2 separate regions of the Mus musculus genome follow, and region 1 is linked to region 2. A link is a loop called in an ENCODE intact Hi-C map of the cell type or tissue named here. Cell type or tissue: left cerebral cortex. All regions are shown on one strand. Links, peaks and the distances in the headings refer to the core of each region. The heading gives the core; the rest is flanking DNA.

What was found. Peaks named below come from ENCODE experiments on the same cell type or tissue, not always from the same donor. Only the 100,000 strongest peaks of a DNase experiment are listed, where the experiment ranks them.
Region 1: a loop joins it to region 2, with 6 times the contacts of the local background. A loop is called at or near these places in 2 of 42 quality-filtered maps.

The regions. Positions count from the first base shown.
Region 1 is chr15:78,708,939-78,718,293 of GRCm38, forward strand. The region is part of intron 1 of Elfn2 (leucine rich repeat and fibronectin type III, extracellular 2); the gene reads right to left. Among named protein-coding and RNA genes, the nearest start is that of Elfn2, 5.2 kb to the right of the region's middle. In left cerebral cortex, for the core only: a CTCF peak has its summit at 3,816; DNase peaks (open chromatin) are centred at 3,216, 3,579, 3,993 and 5,021; H3K4me3 peaks cover 2,500 bases; H3K27ac peaks cover 2,500 bases.
Region 2 is chr15:78,537,118-78,546,472 of GRCm38, forward strand. It overlaps Sstr3 (somatostatin receptor 3), which reads right to left and starts at 7,228. Exons shown (of 3, transcript NM_009218.3): 1 at 7,019-7,228; 2 at 6,686-6,832; 3 at 1-3,468. The coding sequence starts at 3,428. The coding sequence ends at 2,142. In left cerebral cortex, for the core only: no CTCF peak of the experiment used is centred there; DNase peaks (open chromatin) are centred at 4,699, 5,243, 5,463, 6,005 and 1 more place; H3K4me3 peaks cover 2,500 bases; H3K27ac peaks cover 2,500 bases.

The DNA of each region.
Region 1 (9,355 bases), core at 2,799-5,298, 170 kb after region 2:
CCCCCCCCCACCTTTGTACAGAGGGGAAAACCAAAGTACAGGGTCACAGCATGTGGGTCAGACCCACGAGTCCAGCATTCTCCGCAGCTCCTTCCTGTTATTATTTCAAGGAAATGTTGCTTCCAGGGAATTCCTGGGCAGTGGGAGAGGCAGAGACAGGTCCTCTGGGGAAGGAAGAGGGCCTGAAAGCTGGGTGTATGACCCCCAGGTTCCTCAGCCCCTTAGGGACCTCTCATAATGAACTTGTAAAACTGGGACCTCAAAGGCAGAAATCATTGTCACATTCCCCACAACTCAGCACCTGGGATGGCAGGTCTGCAACACATACAGGAGCAAGACAGAAACGTGTGTCCAGGTGGGGATTTGGATGATCAAAGGCTCTGAGGAAAGAGGGACTATGAGAGGTCCAGGAAAGGCACCGTCCCCTCAGAGAACAAACGGAAACTTTGAAAGGACAGAGGGATAGGAAGCTCAGGCCCATCCATGGAAGAGTACTCCCCCCCAAACACCCAGGCCCACCCATGGAAGAGCACTCCCCCCCCAAACACCCAGGCCCACCCCATGGAAGAGTACTCCCCCCCCCAGACACCCAGGCCCACCCATGGAAAAGGACTCCCCCCCCAAACACCTAGGCCCACTCATGGAAGAGCACTTCCCCCCCAAACACCCAGGCCCACCCATGGAAGAGCACTTCCCCCCCAAACACCCAGGCCCACCCATGGAAGAGTACTCCCCCCCCAGACACCCAGGCCCACCCATGGAAGAGTACTCCCCCCCCCAGACACCCAGGCCCACCCATGGAAGAGCACTTCCCCCTCTTTGCTACTCCTCCACCACACTTTCTCCCCCACAGAAGCCCCTTCTGAGACCTGCACACCTCAGTGTGCCTCAGCCCTCCACGTGGAGACCACCACACCTTAGAGACAGCATCTTTCTCTGCTTAGCAACCACCAACACAGCCCAGTGAGCCAGCCTCCTCCCTGTCTCCTCCTCTCTCCATGGAGACCACAATGCCACAGCAACTGCCGTCACTCAGCGCCCGCCCCACTTGCCTGGACAACAGCTCCCTCCACGTGGCCACCACCAACACAGCCTTGCTGACATTGACAGCCCTCTCCTCTCCAGGGCAGCCACCAAGCACAGTTAGGCTGGACTGGTGCCGCCTGCCTGCCTGCCTGCCTGCGGCCTCCTAGAGTGTCACACTGTTCTCCCTGCCACCTCTAGAATTCAATGAGAGGATCAGACCCCACACTCATGCATAACCAGCATCTCGCCTCTCACCTTGACCCTTCCTCAGCCTGCACTCTAGTGAAAAGCTCCCACTGGAGAGAAAAGAGGCTTTCCCAGAGGTTGACCAGACTCCCAGCAGATACAGGTATCCTCTGCACAGGCCAGCAGTAGTCGGCCTCTAAGCTACCAGGGGTTGGAAGTGGGGGGTTTCTGCTCACCCTCTGTGAAGACTGTCCCAGCCCCCAATAGCCTGCCACTTTGACAACAGCCTCTGAGGCCTTGGGGAGAGGGAGCCAGGAAGAGGCCAAGTTAGGGTGCCCATGGCTGGGGGCAGGGTCTGGGGAAGGGACCCACGGCAGGCTGAAGCTGGGTTAGATCACGGGTTTGCAAGGCCAGGTCATGTGAGCTGTGCTCACACACAGCCACACACTCACAGTCATAAGGACCCTGTCCTTACCAGATGTCTGCCGGCAAAGGGGGCCCCTGAAGCCAGTGAGGCTCTGTCCCTGACCCCGGTCTCAAAGAAGGGCTTAGGCAGCCCCGGAAGCAGCGGTGGCAATAAGGTCTTGGGTCCTGGCCCAGCACAGCAGTCCTCCTCAGTCCTCCGCTCTGCCAGGAGGCAAGGGGGAGAGAGGGAGGGAGGAGAGGAAGAGAGGGAGGGGGCAGCAGGAGGAGGGAGGAGGGAAAATGCTGAAGTCTTGAAGGGTACACTCACTTCTTTCTTAGGTTTCCCATGGCAACAGCATATACCACAAATGATATCAGTGTGAGAGAGAAGAGGCTGAGGGAAGGGAGGGGTGGAGGGAAAGGGAGAGAGATGGAGGCAGATCTAGAGACAGAGCTGGAGGGCCGTGGCAGCTGGGAGATGGCAGGGGCCTTGTGGGGAGGTCTGGGGGGAGAGACCGAGATAAAGAGATATGGAGAGAGAGACAGAAAGATGAGGGGAGAGATGGAGAGAGACTGAAGAGGATGAAGACAGGAGAAAGAGAGATGGAGGGAGATGGAAAGAGATGGACTGAGATGAAGAGAAGTCAGAGAGATGAAAGGAGAGATAGATGGAGAGAGAGAGATAGCCGGAGAGATGGAGGCAGAGAAGTGTGGGAGGAGATGGAGAGAGACCAAGATAGAGAGGTGGGGAGAGAGATGAAGAGGCACAGAGATACTGTGAGAGATAGAGAGGAAGACGGGAAAGAAGGAGTAGGGATAAGTGGGGTGAAGGATGGAGCAATATGGCAAACTGGTGAGAGACAGAAGAGAGCCTGCCAGTGGGGGAGGAGCCCGGGAGGGTTAGGGCCTCAGGACAGATAGGCAGACTGGGAACTCTCCAAGGTATAGCATAGAGTTTAGGGGCAGAGCGGGAGGCCAGGGGCCATCAGACATCTTTGAAGTCAGAGGGCAGAAGTGATTAATGGATGATCAACGTTGATCAATAGATGGGTAGATCTTCTGGGAACAGAGGGACTCCAGCTCAGCCACAGGGTCCCTGACTCTCCCAAGTCCCCTCACTCACAGGCACTGCCACACAGTTACACACCCACAGTAATGCTCAGGACCCACACATATAGCGTTCACCTCACCTGAGTGCCCACCTGTGCCACCCTCCTGCCGGTCCTCCAAATCACCAGCAACGCCCAGTCCCTCTCATCAACTGGAGCCACACCCTGTCCACAGCCAGGAAGGATGAGCCCTGACCCTGTGAGCCCCCTCTCATTCAGAATTCCACATGACAGACACACACCCCTTGCCCAGTCCTGCCCTGCCCTGTCAGTCTCCCACCATGGGCTTACTTACACCTGTCTGCTCTCTACCTGCACAGGCACAATGGGGACAGGGATAGCGGGGTCCAAGCTCTGCCTCCGAATGTATACACACGTGTTGTGCACACTCACAGGGCCCCCGTTGCCTGTCTGCTCCCACATCCTCCATCAGCCCAGATGGCACTCCCAGACCTCCCACGCAGGCAGGGGCTCACACCTCACCCCCTCACCAGTGCCATTCACAAACATATGTAGACCTACCCAGAACTGGCAGCCTTCGCACTCAGAACATAAACACTGAAGCCCTGCCTGCCTGGGTTCCCTCATCCCCACACAGAGGCAGAAAGGGTGAACAAGGGTGGAAACTGAGAGAATGACTCTCAACCCTAGCGGAGGCCCACTGAGACCCTTGGCCAGCGAGGGCTGCAACCCTCCCATGCGGCACACTCTAGACACACACCCACACGGTGCACCCAGACAGAACCAACACGCCCACAGAGCCTGGACAGGGGGAGAGCCCCTACATAGGCATACGTCCCAACACACAGCCCCACAGCTGTGTCAACACGCCTGGGGACTCTGCAGAGACACACATCAGCACACCCACAGACACACACTAGCCCCCTACTGCGGGCTGCTCACACATTCAGACTTGCCAAAGGCACCCAGACAAACACGCCCCCGTGCACAGGACACCCTACAGAGTTTCACACGCCAACACATACATGTCCCCAAGCCTGCCCACACAGGGAACCCCTCCCAGGCATGGGGACCAATGCACACCTGCCACACTACCCCAGGACACTGGATCATGCCTGCACCCTCTGCAGTATACCCCAGGGGGTGCACGCTAGATCTCCGTCTGAGCAGGGCACGCTCCTGCCCCACCAACGCGCCGGCCTCGCTGCGTTCCTACCCCCATCCTTATCCTCACCCCCACCCCCACCCGGACCCGCCTCCGCCGGCGGCTCTTCATCCTGCGCACCGAGCCGAGCCCAGAGCCCGTGAAATTGGCTGCGAGAGCGTCAGCGGCTGCGGCTGCAAATTCTAAGCACAGGGAAGTAAGGCGGAAAGCGGCGGCCGAGCCGGGGGCGGGCGACGCCGGGCGGGGACCCGCAGCCGCACGATGAGACTGAGGCGGCGGGGCCCCGCGGGACCAGCTCGGGCCGACCGGATACACACCTCCTCTGGGACGCCTTCCTGGCTCTGAACCCCTTTGCGCAGTCTCAGGCCCAGCTTGGTCTAGGAGCTGATGCTCTGTCCAAGGTGCTGGGGCAGTCCCTCTCCAGCTCTGCCTCCAAGGCCTGGCTTTACTGGCTGTGCTACCTCAAATCCAGGACGGCAGACAGCATCCTCTTAATCATCTGCACAAGAGTGATGCCACCAAAGGGCGTCTAGGGACTATGTGAGGGGCTCACAGAATCCGTGCAGAACAGCAGCCGGGGCAAGCTAAAGATTGTCAGTCTGTATCCACCTGTATCACCCGAGGCAGGGCTCTGCCCTGAGTTCAGGCCCCTCGGGAGAACCAGGACGGCCTTGCTGCTTACCCATAGCCTGGAAAGAGTCCTAGAAACCCGAAGGAACATGTAACAGTCCCCCCCCCCCAGATCCCCGCAACACTGTCATCCCACTGCAAACATGAATGAGTTGATTGTTAAGGAAAGCATCAGAGTGGGGTCCCTAGACCCTCTCAGGGTCCTGTGAAACCAAAGTCATGTCAAGCAGGACCTAAGAGCCTGCATTTTAGCAAACACTAGAGATCAGCATACTCGGTGCATGCTTTCTCAACCCGGCCTGTATGGTCGACCCCCCAAACCACAAGTCTAGACTTGTCTTCTCAAAAATCCGCTCCGTGCTTCCCTACCTCCGTGGCCCTGGCCCACACATGCTTTCTCCACCTGGTCGGGCTCCCACTCCCACCCTCAGAGGCTGGCAGTCAAAATCCTCTAGCCAAAATTAAACAAGGAAAAAAAGAAAAGACTCTCTCATGCTTCTCTGGCACAGAGCAGGTGCCGGCTCAAGGGAGCTCTAGATTGCCCAGAACAGAAGGCAGCCCAGCCTCCACCAGCCAGCCTGGGGCTCCACAGCACCTGCCTCCAGCCTCCAGCACCAGCCCTTCCTAGTCAGAGCACTCACTAATGAAGACCAGCTGTCACGAAAGCCCTACTGTGTGCCAGAGGTTTAGGACTCCTCTCCAGAGGCACTTGTCTGAGCCCCGGGCCTGCTGTTCTCCCTGGGTGAACAGCATACATCTGTGAGCACCATGTGAACGGGAGCAGCATCAACCAGCGTCGGGTAGATGGAAGATGTGTTTGATGAGCAGTTGCTGAGGACCATGGGGTTTGGCAGGCAGTTGGGAGAGACAAACCAGAAACAGCTCAGCGAGCAAGCAGATCTGTGAAACACACCCCTCCGCCTGCCCAGGGCATGAGAAGGGCAGGGAAGAGAGGCAAGCAGGTCCTAGTCTCTCTCTGTCCAAGACCCCAGAAGGACGGTAGTGGGGGAAAGATGTTACTCAGGAAACTGAGTCAAGTCTGAGGCTTGGGGCTGTCTCAGAGCAGACAGATCACCAGCTCTTGGGAGTCGCTTCCCATAGTCCTCTAAAGAGAGGGGGTGACAGGAAGGATGGGCCTTGTCCTCTCTGTGCGCAAGACATAACCCAAACCCAGTGGGTAGACTGTAACTCCTGGACCCTCTTCACTTAACGAACCGGCTCCCACACAATTCAGAAGATGAGACGTTCAGGCTGAAAAGAGCAGAAAGTATGGGCTAACATGCGTGCGTACACACACAAACACACACACACACACACACACACAGCCAAATACCCACAAACACAATATCGGAGGCACCATGGAAGGTCAGAATCAGAGAACTTTCTTCAGGAAAAGAAAGTAGGACAGGGGAGCAAGACCAGGGGGCTCCCCCAGTGTCTCCTCCTGCAGGTCTATCCTTGCAACCATCACACAAGTCACCCCCACCTACTGTTCCCCATATGGCCAGGTCCCTCTCCTCATTTACAAATGAGTGGCACACACCTTGAGAGGACCCTAGTGACAGACAGGACACCCAAAGATAAAAGGACCCAGGCCCAGTTGGCAAGGAGTTTAGAAAAGAATGGAGCTTGTCTTAGAGTCTGCCTTTGAAGTTCCAGTCCTAATTGCCCATCTGTGCAGCCCTGGGCTGGTCTACAACCTCTCTGTGCCTTGTCTGTGGGATGAAGTATTCCTATTGCTCTCACTATGCAAGGATTCTGTGGGACTAAGCAAGAGCCAAAGACAAGTTATAGATTGTACCCCAAACCAGGCCTTAAGGCAGGGGCTGAAGGGACCTCTCCCTAATGTTCTCAGTGTTGCAACTGTATTGGCCACTGCTCTCCAAAGCCAACCCCTTCCTGTGGCTTGCCCAGGTGTCCCTGCAGTCCTCAAGACCTCCCGAGGGCCTCCCCAGCAGCTGTGTGCAGGGCTGAGCTGAAGGCAAGGGCACTCTACTATCCTGAGCCCACAGACAGTATCCCCAGCCGCAGTGTCAGAACCTCTGCCCTGGGTAGTCACTGAGCCAGGAGGAGGTTAATTTGATCAGGGATCGCCTGGGACAGCTGGAGGCAGATGTGTGAGTTAGCCTTCTATAGACTGTTCTCACACAAGCAGTCTGACAGGAGGTACGGAGTCTCAAACTCCTCCTACCTACAGAGCCTATGTCACACACAACTGGGAGCAACAGAGGTGGCCCTAACACTCCTGACAGCCATGGGATGAGAAGAGGGCCATCCTGAAGAGAGAGCATGAGGATTCAGAGCCCCTGAAGAGAATCTGTGACAGATGAGTGTGCCCATCTCCATACAAATCTGTGAGAGCGGCAGCCAGTAACCTTTGAAGCCACCTGCCAACCTGATTCAACCCACCCTGTGTGTCACATACGGTCCCTTTCCCTGGTGACCTGATGTTTTCCTTGCAGCCACACTGTGGAGGGGGGAAAAATGCATTGACCTCAGTTTCCCTGAGGGATGTGACAGCAGCCAGCCCACCCACCTAAAGGACTACTTCGAGGACCCCAGAAAAGAAGGGAAGCAACATCTTTGCAGAGTTCGACTCAAACCAAAACAGCAGGGGGTGCTGGAGGGGAGGGGTGTTCTAAGGAACAGAAAGAGAGATCTGGCACAGACTGAGCTCCACCCCAGGTGCCAGACACCAAAAGGCCCGCTGTGGTTCCTGGGACCCCCATTCTTCACTTCTAGCCTCCTCCACAAGTGACAGATGAAGGTCCAGGCAGGAAAGTAGCAAAACTCAAAAACGCAAAACTCAGAAAACGGCAAATTGAGATTAGAATCTGAGGCGCCATGCTCCCTCGAAGTGTGCCCAGGCGTCCACATAAATGTATGCAAACAAGGTATGTGCCCAAGGTCTTCGAGCTGCCAGCACAGACGGGAGAGACTCAGAGGCCAGGGGATATCATGAGTGAGAGGATGAGGTGCATCCTTGGGGAGCAACCTCCTTAAAAAATGAACGACCACACCTCCTCAGACCACCAGGAAACGCGGACCCCTTGCAAGAGACCTCTTGCTCTTGCTCCATCCCCTGCTCCTCTTCTTCCTCCTCCCAAGGGGCATAAACACACTCAACCCCACACATGCACAGTGATATCACATGCCCCGGCCCATAAGGGTGGCCCTCACATTGCTGTCCCTGTGACGTCACCAATAGCCTGAAGCTGATGTCACACCCCAAGGTTCTCACTGACATCACACACACACACACACACACACACACACACACACACACACACACACACACACACACTTCTTTCTCCCGGTGTCTTACTCTTCTTTTCCTGCCTGAAGGCTGGTGGCCCAGAGGTCCCCCTGTCCACCATGCATGACAAGAGGGTCCACAGATAGCTAAGACAGCAGCAATGTGCGTTCATCCACATACCAGACAACATTGACACGCATGTGCAAGCCCACTGTTGATCTAGACATAACATGTCCCACAGGTGTCCACAGGGTACAGAAACAGTTAGAGCCAAGCACACACACACACACACACACACACACACACACACACACAGAGGCAAACATGCCTAGCCCTCGTGATGCAGCTCCGGGTGTTGAGATGCCCCTCCTCCGTCAGCGAAGCCAACAGCCAGGGCTGCAGCTTCTACTACATTCCTCCAGGTACTGCCGAGCAGCTGCCCCTTCCCCCAGCTTCTCCTCCCACAGCCTGGCCTGCTGACAGTGACATCCGCAGCCGGACACAGGAGCACGCGCGCACACACATGCACGCGCACTCAGCACACACAGGCGCACACACACACCCCAGTTCAACACCTGTATCTCTCAACAAGGAGCCAGCTGCAGGGTAAGAAGAGTCCAGAGCCCTGGGAAGTACCCTTAAGTACCACATGTATCCAGATCTGGCTGAGATTCTGAGCAGTGTCCCCGGCTCATTCTCCTTGGTCATGCCTGACACACCGAGGCCTGGCAGCCTCTATCCTCCTCCACACAATCTCCCCAAGTACGCAGATTCAGAGAGAGAGAGAGAGAGAGAGAGAGGGAGAGAGAGAGAGAGAGAGAGAGAGAGAGAGAGAGACGCACACAGGCACATACAGACACACAGACACATACAAGCTCTCTCCCCTCCAAATATTCCAAGGAAGCCCTGCTGAGCCACAGATTGTGTGTGTGTCTGTGTGGCAATGGGGGTCTATCCTGAGTCAATACACATCCTTTCCACATGCATATACCACCCCACCAGCCAACACACCCACCCTCTACCCCCTCCTAGCCAGTAGCAGTACACACACACACACACACACACACACACACCACTAGGCAATGGTGGGGCTCAGTCAGAGCTGCAGTCTGTCCGTTTATGCTGGTGCTTCTGTCCCACACCAGCCCTGCCGAGGGGAAAAAAATCCAAGTCCTTGCAAGGGTCCCAGCATACCCTAACTCTGGTCCCCCTACTACATTCACAGTGCCCCTGAGAGATAGGGGGCAAGTCGAAAGCCGGTCCCTTCCCCCTGGGCTAGAGATCTAGCCACCCTGTGAAGCCCCCCTTACCAGTGAGATGAATTCCTTGACCCGCCACGACTCAGTGAAAAGCGGGCCGGAGCTCTGGTTCGCCAAAATGGGGGCCAGAGAGGTGCGGCGTGGTACTGGCTAGCAAAACCCTGCTCAAGCTTCTGCATCACCACCGCGAAAATGTTCACCTCGACGCTCGTCCTCCCTGCCCTCCCACCACGCCTCCGCCCAGCCTCTCCCCCACCACCTTGCGCAGGGTGGTCCCTTGGGGGTCTTATGGGGGATCCCCAGACCAAGAAGAACCAAGAAGAGTGGCTCTCCCTGCCTCATCCTCCCCTCCCAGGTC
Region 2 (9,355 bases), core at 4,516-7,015:
TGCTCACTTCCTGATCCCATTCCTTCTCAGAGGAAGCCCTGGACTGGCCTCAGGCCCCACACATGCCTACGTTTGCAAACTTCCTCCTTCTGGGGTGCTTTGCATTCTCCCTGGCCCTTGGCTTCGGACCTCTTGGCCCCCATTTTTCATGAATACCTTCACCTCCAGTAGCTGACACAGAAACCACCCACTGAAGGGGCAGGGTATGGGCTGAACCTGAGGTAGGGTCACCTCCTCTTTGTATCCTTGCCACTTTGCATCCTTGCCACCTTGCATCCTTGCTACTTTCTATCCTTGCTACCCTTGCCACTTTGTATCCTTGACATGATGCATCCTTGCCACTTTGCATCCTTGCTACTTTGCATCCTTGCTACTTTGTAACCTTGCTACTTTGTATCCTTGCCACATTTGCAACCTTGCTACTTTGTACTCTTGCTATGTTGTGTCCTAGCCACTTTGTAACCTTGCCACTTTGTATCCTTGCCACTATGTATCCTTGCCACTTTGTATCCCGAGGCAGCCCTGTTGTGGCCAGCAGTAGCTTCCCCAGCAAGACTCAATTCCCTCCCAAATTCCAGCAGACTGGCGAACTGAGGAACCCCATTCTCGTTATGATGAGGATACTGAGGTGCAGAGACAGAGGGTGTGGCCAAGTGGCTTGAGGTGACTAGAAGATCCAGCTTTCTCAATGTCTGGATTTGTGGGTTCCCTGAGAGCCCTGCCTCTCTGCAGGGTAGGGCGGGGGTTTGGGCAGAAGCTCCAACCTCTCCAGGGCCAGCCTTGCTGGACCCAGAAGGACCATCTCTGGGAAGGGGAGGATGAAGTCCTGAACCAGCTGGAACAGTGGCTACTCCCTGACAACAGCCCTTTAGTCTTCACATCAGCTGGAGCCTTGGGAATACAGAGGATGGGAGGTCTGACCCACCCAAAGGGCTTATCATCCCTCCCAAGTGTCTTGAGGAGCCAAGCCCATTCCCAGGACTCTATCATGGCCTGTGCCCCTCTCACCAGCCCCATGCACCCTCCAGGGGATCCTGGCCACGTGTCTTCTTCAGATTCTGCCTGAAGCCATCAACACTGCAACTGAGCTTAGCCTAAGGGGAGCAGGAGGTTGGCTCAGGATCACCACCAAGTTCTGTTCTCTCCTCCCTCCTCTCCCATCCCCCACCCTCTTCCTACTACCTCATCTCCCTCTCCTTCTTTCTCCCTCTTCTTGCCTCAGGCTGCTGCATGGTGTCTGCCCTGGGGACCAGGTAGCTGACCTGAATAGCCTTAATAGGGTGAGTCAGATCTCCGGTGGCCTGAGCCTGTGTGGTGTGCAGTCCCCTCAACCCCATCACCACCACCAGAGAAGGAATACAAAATTAGAAGACGAGTCAGCTGTAGGCCCCAGAGGGGCCCAAGCAGTAAGAACCCCTGAAACTTGGTTTCATTTGCCTTCTGGAAAATTCTTCCCCTCATGTCCAGGAGCATAGAAGGCCCAGTGCTCAGAGGCTGGGGTGAGGGTCTGTAGGACACTGGACTGTCCTGCAGAAGAGGTAGGAGGCCTGGGCATGAACAGATTGGCCGAGACCACACAGCAGCATGGGGAGGGCTCACCTGGGTCCTAAGCTGTGGCATCCCACAGCGCCAACTAACACTTCCTTTAGGTTTCAGCCAAGTAAGCCCCTGGCTCACCCGCATCTCTGATTTCCCAAGTCCTGGTATATCTCCTTGAGGGCCAAGACACAGACTGATCACCAAGATATCTTGTTTCTTGGCCAGATGGCCCAAATTCTCTTAACTTGGGCCCTGATCTGAAAGGAGAGTGATCCTGGTAAGGATTCCAGACCCCTCTTCTGACAGGGCCCATCCAGGCTCAGTTTACCCATCCCTGAGTCAAAAGAAGAAAACAAGGCCCAGAAAGGGTAAATGACCGGCCAAAGGACACACAGCAAGTCCTGGCACAGTGGCACAGAGTTCAAGCCTATAAACATTCCATCACTGGACCCTGGTACCACAGCGGTCCAGAGAGGACCAGGACAGCCATGTACATAAGGTCATTCTCGCTGCTGCTCAGATCACTGCATGTGGGTGTTCGAGCCCCGAGGTCAAGCCCAGCTTCTGCTCTTTTCTGAACCACGCTGGTTCTTTGAAGGTCCTTACAGATGGCTCAGTGTGCTGGCCTTGTCCCCAGCTGTGGCCTCCTGGGGCAGAAGCTGCTGCTCCTTAGCAGTCCCTGTGCAGGGCCGTGGCTGTTGTCCACTAGTGCCAGCCTGTGCGATCTGACTGAGCCTCCCGTTCATCTCCTGCCCTCTCTGCATCCTCCGCTCCTCCTCTTCCCTTCTCTCTTCTTCTTCTTCATCCTCCTCCTCTTCAGTCTTCTCTGGAGGTCCCGACCCTGGCTCCTGGCTCCGAATGCGACGTGATGGTCTTAGCAGGATCCTGCGAAAGCCCTGCTTGAAGCGGTAGGAGAGGAAGCCGTAGAGGATGGGGTTTGCGCAGCTGTTGGCGTAGGGCAGCGCCACCACCAGGAAGTAGAGGCCGAAGAAGGCGGGCTCCTCCGGCAGCGGGCACACCACATTGACGATGTTGAGCAGATAGAAAGGCATCCAGCAGAGGACGAAGAGTGCCACCACGGCCACCACCATGCGTGTGACCCTGCGCTCAGAGCGGCGTCGCCGCTGGCATGCGGGTGCCTGTACCCACTGACACGAGGGCGCCCGCACCCGCCGGGTGGTCGACCGCACCTTTACCACAATGAGCAAGTAGCACAAGCAGATGACCAGCAGGGGCCCAAAGAAGCCCAGTGCGGCCGTGTAGATGATGAAGGCTGTTCGCCAGGCAGCCGCTGGCTCTGGCCACTGCATGTGGCACGTGCTCATGCCCCGGGGCACTCCTGAGAACACAACCACAGGCAGCACCACCACAGCCGAGGCCACCCAGACAGCTGCACTGACCGTGCGAGCCACTGGTGCCGTGCGCCAGCGGGCTGAGCGTGTGGGGTGCACCACAGCCAGATAGCGGTCCACACTCATGACGGTGAGGCAGAAGATGCTGGTGAACTGGTTGATGCCATCCACGGCCATGACCAGACGGCACATGAGAGATCCGAAGGGCCAGTAGGACAGGGCGTTCTGAGCAGCCAGGAAGGGTAGCCCTAGCATGAAGAGCTCATCAGCCAGAGCCAGGTTGAGGATATAGACACTGGTCACTGATGGGCTGGACGTGTGCCGCAGGACCACGTAGATCACCAGCGAGTTGCCCAGCAAACCCACCACGCACACCACCAGGTACACCAGAGAGATCAAGATGCCACTGACAGCCAGGCCTGTCAGGCTAGCGCCAGCGGATGTGTTCCCCAGGGTGGTATCCAGGGGCCAGGTCGAGGATGCGTTCCCAGGGTCCAAGGTCGTAGGCTCAGATGAAGGATAGGTAACAGTGGCCATGGCTGAGATGAGGATCAGTCAGCAGCCAACCAGCCCTAACCTACAGAAGGAAGAACAGAGTTTAGTTGTGACAGAGATGCTTTCTCTGTGCTACACTGGACACCACTGCCACTTTGAACTTAGAGACCTACTATGTGCCAACTCAGAGCCCGATGAGCATCTTGTGTTCTCTGCACAGCCCAGGAAGGTGAGGGGTGCTATTCTTAGTTCTCGGGTGAGACCCTCAACACACACACACCCAAACTCCAGGGAAAAGTTGATATAGTTGTGTCTTTTCTAGCAGAGCCCAGAACTTCCCTCAGACTTCCAATTCCAAACAGAATGGCAGTGAGTTGTTGGCATCTCCTCTCCTGGGAGTCAGAGCCCTTGACATCTCCCAAACTCTGGCCATCCCATGGGGTCCCCTACCTACAGCCCTACCTGAAGGGGTGAGTGTGAATGTGAGTGGGTGCCTGGACCACTCCTCCTCCTCCGGGACAGACTGGTGATGAGAAATCTGCATCTGAAGCCACATCTCCCAGGTGCAGGGCTGCATGCAGGGCCCTGCAGCTGAACACTGGATGCAGCAGGAGGATGCAGCAGGAGCAGCCATTTTCTGGCACTTGGTGAGGTCCTGTGTGCCTGGGCCTAGGGGACCCTTCTGGGCTCCCCTGCTGGACTCAAAATCTCCTGAATCACCGCAGATCTGCCAACACTGGACCGTTGCCACTACTCCCACCTCTCTCTCTCACTCAATCACATCGTTCACCAATGAGTGAGGCATCAAATGAGTCAGAAGGACCCAGAGTGGGCAGACTTGTGAAGATGTAGGCTGCACCCTGGGGACCTGGGAAATGGAAGCCCTCTGGCCTCCTCCTCAGCAGGTTACTGCTCCTAGAACATCCAGGTACAAGGCTAAGAGCAGTCCCTCCCATGGGCCTGACCCTCTGCCCCATCTCTTCCCCAGCCAATAAACCCCTCTTCCCACCCCACTGGTTGGTGCCCTTGGATCCTGGATCCGCTGCAGAGTGGGCTGAAGGGGAAGTCTCCAGGCTAAGAAACTGCCCTTCTCACTCCTGTATTTAACTCACTCTGGGTCTGGACCCCTCCACTAGAAGCTGAGAGTGCTTTAGGTTTCCTACAGAGCCTCTGGATGTAGGAGGCTCCTGGGAAGGGGAAGCACCTAGCTCCCAGCATGCTCCTGAGGAGGAGCATATGTGACAGTTCTGAGCACCAGGCTGGCGACAGGCTGGCGATGCCAAGAGTGGCAACAGACCCTTGGCTGAGTGCCAAGGTGTCTCCCTGATACACTCCAGGTTGCCCAGGTTTCTGGCAGCCTCCAAGCTCCTGGCTCTGTGAGCTCCAGAATGTGTTCCTCAGCCCACTGCCCCCTCAGCTCTCTTGAGCTGGGTCTAGCGAATCTGGCCAGTGGGCTGTGGGATTCTGTAGTGTCCTCACAGAGCTGGCAGCTTCTTGTTGAACCCTGACCCCAGAAGACTTCAGGAAAAGCTGGTGTCTCAGAACTGACACAACCCCTGTGCCTACAGTGTGTGGCTTTCCTGTTGTCCTCACCAACTGTCCAGGAACTAAGAGGAGTATCACAATCTGGGACATAGACAGGAAGAAGCACTTATAGGAGGACCTGTGACCAATCATCCTAGTTTACAGACTGCCAAACTGAGGCCAGGCTAGTGCAGGTCCCTGACTCAGTATTGTGATGGTTTCACTACCCTGCTGGCTTAAGCAGAATTTGTCTGGCTGCTTGTGCTCTTGAACTCTGGACCATGGGCCCAAAGCCTCAGCCCCACAGGAGCCTAGAGATGAGCATTTAAATTCCTGGAACAAAGCCATGAATCTCAGAGTCTCAGGGTTTTCAAGCCCCATAACTTGAATCAGGGAATACTCCAACTCCAGACAGCTGGAGTCAAACCATCCTAGGTGAGGAACTTTGGGATCTAGGACCTTACGGTTCTGCTCCCGGGGTGGGGGTGGGGCACCCCTACGTCACCTGGCCACTCAACCCACTTGCTTTACACAGTGCCTCTTTATAGCTTTCCCATGGGGTGGCCAATCACAGGTGCCCAGGATGGCAGGAGAAGGGAGAGTGGAGAGCCAGGCAAACCTCATTTCCTGGCTTGAGACACAGATGCCCTCAGGGAAGCCCAGAGTGTGCTCCAAGGATGGCCCCTCCAGGCTCACATAAGCACATTCATAGCCTGCAAAAGCATGTACACACACACACAAACACACACACACACACACACACACACACACACACGTACACACACATGCATGCACACACACTCACAGGAACACAGCTACCCAGCCAGACCCTCCTCAGACTCGGAGGTGGAACATCCCTCCTGGTACCCTGGCTCCCCTCCAAGACACCCTCCTTGCAGTCAAAGTTGATGGGCCAGGCAGGTGCCAGAACAGAGAAATCACAGCTTGTCACTGAGGGGGGAAACAGACCTGCAATTTCGATGCCGTCTTTTCTTTAAGGTTCTGCGATCCTATGCCTGATCTAATTCCTCCTTGGGAGGGAGGGAGGGACTTTGCCTCCCTGTCTGGTTTATCTTTGGCATGAGCTTGCCTGAAAACTGGGGGTGGAATCTCCTCAGAACTGTTCAGGAGGGGAGAGACACACAGAGAGGGTGAGTGAGTACTCCCAAGCACCACAGCAATTAAGGATGGCCCCTCGGTCATGCCAGGTACTCCTCTCACTCAGCACCTACCCTTTCCGAAGTGCTTTCCTTCAGCACCTAGCCTAGCACCATGAACTTAGTAAGTACTAATGGAAACAAGCAAGCTAAGCAGGGAGAAGTCAAAGGAGCAAGGCTGGGGCAGGTGATGAGGAAGGAAAGTTGAAGCTCAGAGAAGTTAAGTGACTTCTACAGGGTCACCCACCCGGTGAGTGAGAAATCCTGTCTGTCTCCTGGACCATGCTGGCTTCCTTAAAGGCCTCTGGTTGGAGTTGTCAAGAGTCAGGACATCCAGGGACAATGTAAACTGAGGACCCCTGGCTGGCTCTGCAACGCACCTGTGCTCTGCACCCCTGGACCTTCCCCGCCCCCTCCCGGCAAGGGGCTGGGATTTTATTAGCCAGCAGTGACTGACATGAGCCATAGGCCCGGAGCCTGACCCTCAGAGCCACCCCCTCAAGCCCTGAGCTGAGAACTTAGCCTCTGCTGATGCTATGCTGTGTGACCTTGGACAAGTCACTTCTCTCTGGTTCCAGACTAGACTCCTCCTACTTTAATGGAGACGTTCATTCCTACCTTACAGGGTTGCTGCAGAGGTGGAGGGGGCTCTTCAGAGGCACCACTGCCAGCTTCAAGGGATGCTCGAGGCCCGGGAGGCCAGATGGTAGCTTGCGTCTGGTTTGGTCCAGTTCTGACATGCTGCTGCACAGAGGCTCCAAGACTCTGGAATGATGGCACAAGATGCTGAGATTAATAGTCCTTCCTGCCTTCCAGCCCACACACCAGAAGCCTCATTGCTTTCTGGAACTCCCTACCCTTTGCCAGCCCCAGACTTAGCCCCAAATTCAATCTGGTTAGAGATTCCCAGGTATCCCACCCTCCAAGTTCCCATGACCTCAGCTCTCTTACCTGCCCACTGGGCAAGAACTCCCTTTGTAGTTGCCAGGCTGGTTAGCATTCTGCAGCCAGGTACCACCAGAGCACAGCCAGCTGGGGTGCCACACGGTGCACACTCGTCCAGCGTTCGTGGGCGTGGACCCTTCCTAGGTCCTTGGGGGCCACGTCAGCCCACGTCGCCTCTCCCATCTGGTCCTCGGCCCTGACTTGTCACCCGCACCTGGTACGTCACCCCCCATCTCCAGGACACGTGGAGGGTGCCGGACACGGGATGGGGGGTCTTCGGATGGCACCCAGTTGGGGGTGGCAAGAGACACTTCTCAAGATGACAGAAATGTGAGATAGCAGGGGACATAAGAAGCCAGAGGAAAATAAGGAAAGGAGGGGGAGGGTCGGAGGTGGAGAGAGAGAAAGGAGAGGGAGAGGAGACAGTGTGTGGGTGGAAAGGCAGAATGAGGGGGAGTAAGGAGAGATGCCTAGCAAGGAGCAGGGACAGAGGAGCGAAGAGGAGAGGCGAGAATAGATGGACTGAGGAGCAGGGAGAGATGCAGAAAAAGGCAGGGACAGAGGGAGGCAGGAGGAAGGAGAAAGAGGGGGTGGTGGGGACAGTGACAGAGAAGGATTGTGCCACAGATGGTGACATAGAGAGCCAGCAGACGCGGGGGGTGGGGGGAGCAGGAGGGTGCGGGAGGGGCCGGGAAGAGGAACTGAGCACCGGACAGCAGGTGCCAGACTGAGGGGCCGCAGGTTAGGGGCGGAGGCCAGGCCGGGAGAGGGAGAGGCAGATCTCGTTACCGGGGAGATTTCAGCCACCCACGCTGGCCTTGGCTCCTGCGGGGACTTGGAAAAAAAGAGGGGAGCAGCAGAGAGAGGGAGCTGCCTGCCAGAGGCAGGACAGCACCAGATCCCTGGGACGTAGTTACCCATAAGGGAGGGGGCTGCTCAGCGGAATGAGGAGGAGAGGGCAGGGTGGGCTCCGAGATGTGGGCTCCGAGCCCACATATCCCTTGTGGAGGATTCTAGGAGCAGCAGGACGGGTCCAGGAGACTGTGATGCTGGGGTCAGTTGGATCTGGACAGAGGAGCAGAGAGATGGTTTAGAAAGTAAGTATTTTAGGCTTTGAGAGCCGAAAGTCAAAGGTATACACCGAGGAAACAAATTCTCACTCTTAACTGATACACTTTGAATAATAACAACTGCCCTTGAAGACAATTGTTCATAACACATCAGCTGATGCGCTCCCTGGGAGGGGGAATATGTTGCTTCATTGGTGCATGAAGGTGGTGGTCCCCAGCATCAGATTCCTCACAGGTGCCTACCTATATAAGCCATTCTTTCTTGGCTTGTAAACTGCACAGACTAAGTAGTAAACTGTGGCCATCTGTGGCTGCTGTTGGTCTAAAACAGACATGAGCTCTGAGCAGCCCTAAGGGTCCAAGGTGGTGGTGGGGGGGGGACTTCTTGGTGCTGTGTTTCTCTGCTCTCAGCCCTGCGTGATGCTTCCCAGTCACCTGCTGTCCACTATCCCTGTTGCCCCCTACCCACAGATTCCCTTTGGCTCTCTAAGCTCTGAGCTTATCAATTTCATTCATTCATTCACTCACTCACTCATTCATTCATTCATTTGTCCATTCATTCTCTGACACCATTGCCTCCAGCCTGGGTCCAGGTTCTAGGGATAAAAGGAATGGAGTTTACCCCGGGCAGACAATCCACACCATATCACTAAAGAGAGTCCAACCTTAGCTGGGACAAAAAGGAATTGGGTACAGGGATGGAGCTGGTAACCATGAGGCTGGGTGAGGAGCTGGCTTCTCATCAAGCAAGGATCTAGGTAGGGCAATCACAACTAAGCCTCGGGGTACTTATGGTCATCTTGGGATCTGGTCCTCTCAATCTGGGTGAGCAGGGAGCTCCTGAGAATGGGGCAGGGGTCTGGACCTTAATTTAGGTTTTCAAGGTTCTTTCACTGCTGCAGGAGTCACACCCAGGGCAAGGACAGGAGCAGGAGGCCAGGCAGGAGCCTCAGGGTCTTCGCACAGGCTTTACCTGCAGCTAGAATACTGATTTTACACCATCCCCATGTGGGGGGCAAACGATTATCTGGTTGACCCCAGGACAGGGAGTCTCACCCTCAGATGTCCAGAGTCTGTCCTCGCAGCTGTGATTTACTTCCTGGTGACTCATCTGAAGCTGGGCATGGATTTTCTGTATTAGACTGTCAGTCCCCCAAGGTCAAGCTCTAGACATGGTTCCCAAGGAGGCCCTGGGTTGGCACCAGCCTAGCACATAGTAGGCATTCGACCCCATTACAAATGAAAAAGGATGGAATATGGATAAATGGGTGCA